2 separate regions of the Homo sapiens genome follow, and region 1 is linked to region 2. A link is a contact called in ENCODE Hi-C or POLR2A ChIA-PET data. All regions are on one chromosome and are shown on one strand. The core of a region is the stretch at or near the end of the contact, and the rest is flanking DNA. Distances in the headings are between cores, read along the strand shown. Region 1 overlaps LRRFIP1 (LRR binding FLII interacting protein 1). Region 2 holds the start of COPS8-DT (COPS8 divergent transcript).

Evidence for each region. A loop is a pair of places that touch in the nucleus more often than their neighbours do. ChIA-PET counts read pairs that join two places held with the same protein, here RNA polymerase II (POLR2A). Pooled maps may share reads with other maps.
Region 1: a map with no recorded cell type shows a loop between it and region 2 (3-fold over the local background). The contact joins the enhancer-like site here to the promoter of COPS8-DT in region 2. A Hi-C loop is called at or near these places in 1 of 168 maps with a recorded cell type or tissue (endothelial cell of umbilical vein), 2 of 37 single-sample maps with no recorded cell type and 8 of 50 pooled maps. POLR2A ChIA-PET finds 5 or more read pairs at or near these places in 1 of 52 experiments (Panc1).

What each region holds. Positions count from the first base shown.
Region 1 is chr2:237,668,269-237,671,195 of GRCh38, forward strand. The region is part of intron 1 of LRRFIP1 (LRR binding FLII interacting protein 1); the gene reads left to right. Among named protein-coding and RNA genes, the nearest start is that of LRRFIP1, 42 kb to the left of the region's middle. Within about 2 kb of position 1,468, at least 19 of the 41 ENCODE cell types and tissues checked have a DNase peak (open chromatin) inside an H3K27ac peak, as active enhancers do.
Region 2 is chr2:237,084,197-237,087,070 of GRCh38, forward strand. It overlaps COPS8-DT (COPS8 divergent transcript), which reads right to left and starts at 1,625. Exons shown (of 3, transcript NR_187934.1): 1 at 1-1,625. It overlaps COPS8 (COP9 signalosome subunit 8), which reads left to right and starts at 1,693. Exons shown (of 8, transcript NM_006710.5): 1 at 1,693-1,846. The coding sequence starts at 1,769. RefSeq lists enhancers at 739-1,633, 1,274-1,823, 1,634-2,528.

The DNA of each region.
Region 1 (2,927 bases), core at 218-2,717, 580 kb after region 2:
TTGGTGTCCTAGTGATCCTAGGACATGCCAGCCTTGGGATTGAAAACAGCAGCCTCTCTCCCCAGGACAAGGCCCCGTCACAGCTGTCCCTGTGCCTGTCATCATGGCCCCCTGAAATAAAGTCTGCCTTACCATCTTCACAAAAGGAGAAAGAAAACACAACCCTCATGCTATGGTTCCCCGCCTTACCATCCTTAATGACTCCCATAGCTTCCGGGATACATTTTAAAGCCATATGATGGCACCAGGGGCCTCTTAGCCCCCTCCTTCCTGCCTCTCTCCCATGGGGGTCTTACACTCCAGTTGTACCGAGCTACTGAAGAGCGTTTCCCATCATTTTCCATCCTTCCAGCCTCAGTTCCCCCTCCTCCAGGAAGCCCTCCCTGACTTCCTCGGCTGGGGTAGGAACATTCACACTAGCTGCTTATTATCCTCACAGCATTTTTCCTGAGGTTTAGCTTACAAGAAGTCTTTCTGTTGAATAAATGAAGAAATCAGCAACAAGGGTAATTGTTGCTGAAAGAAAATATTTATTATATTAAACGTAATACATGTTTATTATAGAAAAATAATAAGGAAAATTCAGGCAATAGTAGAAAATAAAAATTATGCCTCATACTTGACCAAGCACAATACCTGTTAACATTTTGTTTATTTTTCTCCATTCTTTTATCTGTGACTTTTTTTTAACATAGTCTCAATTATGTGTCTCTAAATAGCGCATTTTTAAAATCTCCTTTTTTTAAGGAAAGAAATAAGCGTAACTCTTGTATCAAATGCTCTGTAAAAATGTTTTAATGGCCACAAAATATGGCTTTGAGGATGCACCATCACGTCCTCACTTCCGTATTGCTGGACACTGAGGCTTTTGTGTTTGTTTACTGCGGTGAATAGCATTGCAGTGAACATCTTTAAGAGTGAGGTTTTTCTACTTCAAATTATTTCCTTAAATTAGAATATTAGAAGTGCAATTTAAACCCCAAACCTACAAACACGGTTAAGGACCTGGAGCTTTGCTTTCCTGAAAGGGTGTATCAGTTTACACTTGCATTTGTGTTGTCTGAGAGTGTCTTGTTCATCACAGGATTAAGTACTGTGATTATCTCAGCTTTGTAAATTTGACAGCTAAAAACTGGCAGCTAACTGATTCTTAGGTATCTCAAGTTCTTTTTCAAATCGTCAAAACGTGTCTTAGAGTGAGTGTTGATATTTTCTTGCTGATTTGTGGATTGCTTATTAACCTTTTTCATAGTTGTTGCAAATATTTTTTTTCAGTTTAGATTAGGAACTGAATATCTTCCTCATGTCTTTAAAGAAATATGCCTGACCAGGTGCTTGATAACCCTAAACGGAGTTTCCTGCCGGGCTTTCTCTTGTATGATGTTGAGGCCGTCACGGTTTGTTGAGCAGAGGAGTGAGTGCTAAAAGCTGGAGTTCAGCAGAACCACAGTGATGCCTCCACCCCGGGTAAATGCTTAACCACACTCCTCCCTGTAAAAATAACGGTGTCATTAAACATGGACCGGCTGTTCCATGAGCTCATTCCTAGGAAACAGTGGCTGAGTAGCAGAAGCCTGACCGGTCTCCATTTCCGCCCAAATGTGGGATGTGTGCACGTGGCATAGAGCCTCGCACGTTGCTTTTGGGAGAATCAGCTTGAGTCAACTTCTGGCAAAAGATTGGGGCCGTCTTTGGACAGATTTGAATATTAGACACCATATCATCTAATGAAAACCAGCTGGGAAGAGTCAGTTTTCCTGTGTTCTTGGGCATTTGACAAATGGTGGGAGATAGTTCTAATTTTAGAAAGGAAAACGTAATGCATATTCTCATGATGATTTGTCAACTGGATATTTTGCAGAGAGGAAAACGTCTGAAATGTCCCAAATAAAGCTATCTGCTGTCATGAGAACACAGCTGGCAGGGCAGAAAGCAGTGTCGATCAACAGGAGGTCGTCCTGCACCGGGACGTCAGTGCCCCGACACCTCGGTGTGTCCCTTGGCTGTGTGGCCTTGGGCAGGTCACTGGTCAAGCCTGAGATAATGACATTGGTCTGCTGGGGAGCAGCGGCCCTAGGCCAGATGTACTAGGAGGCCCCTTCCTGGCTGTGATTTTAAGATGGAGGGGAAAATGTTTATTTGTTCTGTGAAAGCCAGGGGTGGGGTAGGACAGAGCCAGCAACACCGACAGCCCATCATGCTGAGCCAGAGGTCTGCTGAGCTGAATTGAAGCTGTGTCAACTACAGTACGTGCCTCACCGAGCCTCAGTTTCCACATTGGTGCTGTGCAGATGATAATACAGACTTTGCAAGGCTGTTGAGACTTACCTGCACTAAGACATAGAAAGTGCCCAACACAGCGCCTGCAGGGCCAGCACTCGGTGGCAGTCTAAGGAATGTCTGTCACAGCGCTCCCAGATGGCAGGTCCTGCCTGCCTGGGCCCAGCTCTGGCTGTGTGGCTCAGGACTATGGGACCTCTGCAGGCTGCGTCCCCTGCCTGCCTCAGTTTCTGCGTCTAAGCTAGAAAGCATGATTGTTCCTCCCCGTGGGGCCGTTACGAGAAGCAAGCACATGGAAGCGTGCCAGGCATTTTCCGAACGTCTGGAACATCCTCAGCGGCAGGGTCTCCTCCTCCCTCTCCTCCTCCTCACTTAGAAATATTTTCCCTGGGAGTCCCACGGAGGTCGTGAAGATGACAGAGGCTGCTGGCACTAACAGCTGTGTGGGGCAGCCCAAGCCCCTACTTTGAAAGTTCCATTCCATCCCTCGCATTTCATCTGAAGAGCGCTATGTTCTCCCTGGGGAGAACTGGCCTGTTGCATATGAAGAGTCCAGAGATTTTGAACAAGGGAACCCCTTCAGCTTCGAATGACCATTACCGTTGATGATCCCAGAAGTTCCCTTTCCAAGCAGTGACCCATGGACT
Region 2 (2,874 bases), core at 375-2,874:
ACAAGGAGAGCCAGTCCAAGTCCCAAACTGAAGAACTTGGAGTCTGATGTTCGAGGGCAGGAAGCATCCAGCGTGGGAGAAAGATGTAGGCTGGCAGGCTAGGCCAGTCTCTCTTTTCGCATTTTTCTGTCTGCTTTACATTTCTAGCTGCACTGGCATCTGATTAGATGGTGTCCATCTAGATTAACAGTGGGTCGAACTTTCCCAGCCCACTGACTCAAATGTTAATCTCCTTTGGCAACACCCTCACAGACACACCCAGGATCAATACTTTGCATCCTTCAATCCAATCAAGTTGACAGTCAGTATTAACCATCACTCATATCATATATTTTCTTATTCATGCACTTCTTTATATTAGACACCTGATCATGCCAAAAGGCCAGTCCATAGTTCTTTTGCTTTTCAGTCCTTCCTTACGCATCGGTGAGTCCCAGGTCGAGAGTAGAGGTAGAATTCGTGCACGTAAAGTGCGATGAAAACGGGCAAGTTCACTTTGTGCAGCATCTGTTTTTACCAGCGTGGTTCTGGTAAAAACAAAATCTATATGCATGTATAAGCTATGAAGTACAAATTGCATAATTTCTGTGATTCCACATATGAGATCAGTGCACTTATATTAGTATTTAAAACTGGCATTGCACAACGTAAAGATGGATGGTGAACTTCATGCTAACAATTTAAATCTAAATTTTTCTTGGAATGATATTAAATAACACATAAAAACACTATGAAAAGAGAGAAACTGAGAGGAAAGAGAAAGTTTTATATTTTATGACCTCAGAGGCACTTTCTTTCTGTTTTTTGAACAAGGAAGCTCCGCACTTTTCTCTGAGCTCCACAAATTATGCAGCCAGCCTTGCAGCAGGCAACACATCAAAGCCTCTTTCCTGGGGGTCTAGTGAGGGATGTAAAACACAAATATGTTAATAATATACAATATAATGTCACTAACAGTAAGTGCTGTGCTAAACAAAAGCCAGGATGGCTACAGCAAGCCGGAGGGGAGCTGAGAATTAGATGTAAATTCTGAGGGATGGGAAGGGCCCTAGATTTTAGGGCGTTGTGCAGAAGAGTAACCAGATCTGCTCTACGTTTCAGGAAAGGAAAAAAAAATTCCCTCTGGCTGCGGTTCCGAGAATAGCCTGGAAGGAGGCAGGGGTCCCGGCTGGAGAAGCGTGGCTCCGGGGTGGGGCGTGCAGGGCTAGCCCGGGCGGGGGACGCTGCCCAACAAGCAGGTTTGCGGAGACTCACACCTTAGATTCTGAGTTTTTAAGCTTGTTTCCTCAGAGCAGGGAACTCACGAACGTTTCGTGAGCACCTACGGTATGCAGGGTACGGTGCGGAGCCCTAGCGTCACTGACGACCGGGACAGCCGAGCAGCTGCAGGATCCGTCGTGTTCCCCAGCAATTTTAATATTTAAAAATTCGTTACTGTTGCTGTTACTTGTTTTCTATGTATTGGATGTCTTCGTGAAGAACCCTCAAAAGTGCAACGAACTCCTCCCTGCCAGAGGGCGGCCGCGCGCTCTGAGTACAGCTTCCCGCGGAGCCGGCCAGGTCCTCCAGGGCACCGAGAAAGCCGGCCAGAACGGCGGCGCCCTATCCCGGCCGCAGCGATGTCTGACGGCGCCCCGGAACTGACGGTCTGGTACGCAGGGGCGCTCGGCGGCAACGGCGGCTTTAAACGTCATCGCGGGCGCGACGCCTGAGGGACAGTCTGGGGTTTGGCTGTCCGGACGGTGCAGCGGCGAGGCCGGCCGCGAAGATGCCAGTGGCGGTGATGGCGGAAAGCGCCTTTAGTTTCAAAAAGTTGCTGGATCAGTGCGAGAACCAGGAGCTCGAGGTAACCCTTTGCGTCGCGCTGGGAGAAACTGCGGAGTAGTCTTAGGCCCTGGGGCGGCACCAGTTTCCAGGGTAACGGGGTCTGAGGCTAGCGGGCTTTGGGAGCTCACGGGGCGGGCGTGGGAGGTGGACGTGTGGATCCCTGACCGCCGCAACCTGCTCCGACCGGGCCCGGTCTCCCCGAACTCGCCGGGACCTTTTTGTTATGTGTCTTCAGCTTGTGAGCCCGAAAACCCTGTGCGTCTTTGCTCCAGCACCTACCGATGAGCTCATATTAATTAGGCATCTTTCCTTCCCAGTATCGGGTTGGGAGAGGGTAGTAAAGTGGGTTTTATTAAAGATCTTGGTATACACACACACACTAACACACACACCGCAACTCACACGCACACCAAGAAAAATGTGACCATTGTAACCTTTTTTTAACTCACAAAGCCTTTCTCGTAATGTTGTCAAGTTAGCTTGCCATTTTGTCTTCAGTAAGACAGATGAAAGTTATGCAGCTGTTAAAGTTAATGTTTTTCTTAGACACTTAAAAAGGGTTTATATCATTAGTTTTAAAATTAAATAAAGGAGACAACATCCAGAAGCAGCAGCTCACTAATAGATAATAGATACTTTCCAGTTGAGTTAAAATGGAAAGAATTGTCTTTGCAACGCAGCTGTGGTGATTTTCTGTCTCTTATTCAGGACGCTTGATGTAATGGGCAGAATCAGAATGCTTCAGGAATCTGTCGAATTTGTTTCTTATAATAGTAAGATCATTTAAATGGGAATTTGAGAACTGGGGAAGGGGATCCACTTACATATTCTTGAATGTATAAAGAAACTGAAGCCCAAAGGGAGATAAATCAAAGCTGATGACGAATATAAACTTAATACTCAGAATTTTCGTGTTTGATACTTCTCTAAGCTGTTTCTAAATCTATAATAGGACTATAAGATTACTTATAGTCTTAGACTAAAAAGGCTTACTTTTAAAATTAGCATTTATAAAATATTATTTTAAAAATGAAAGTTAAAGGGTAA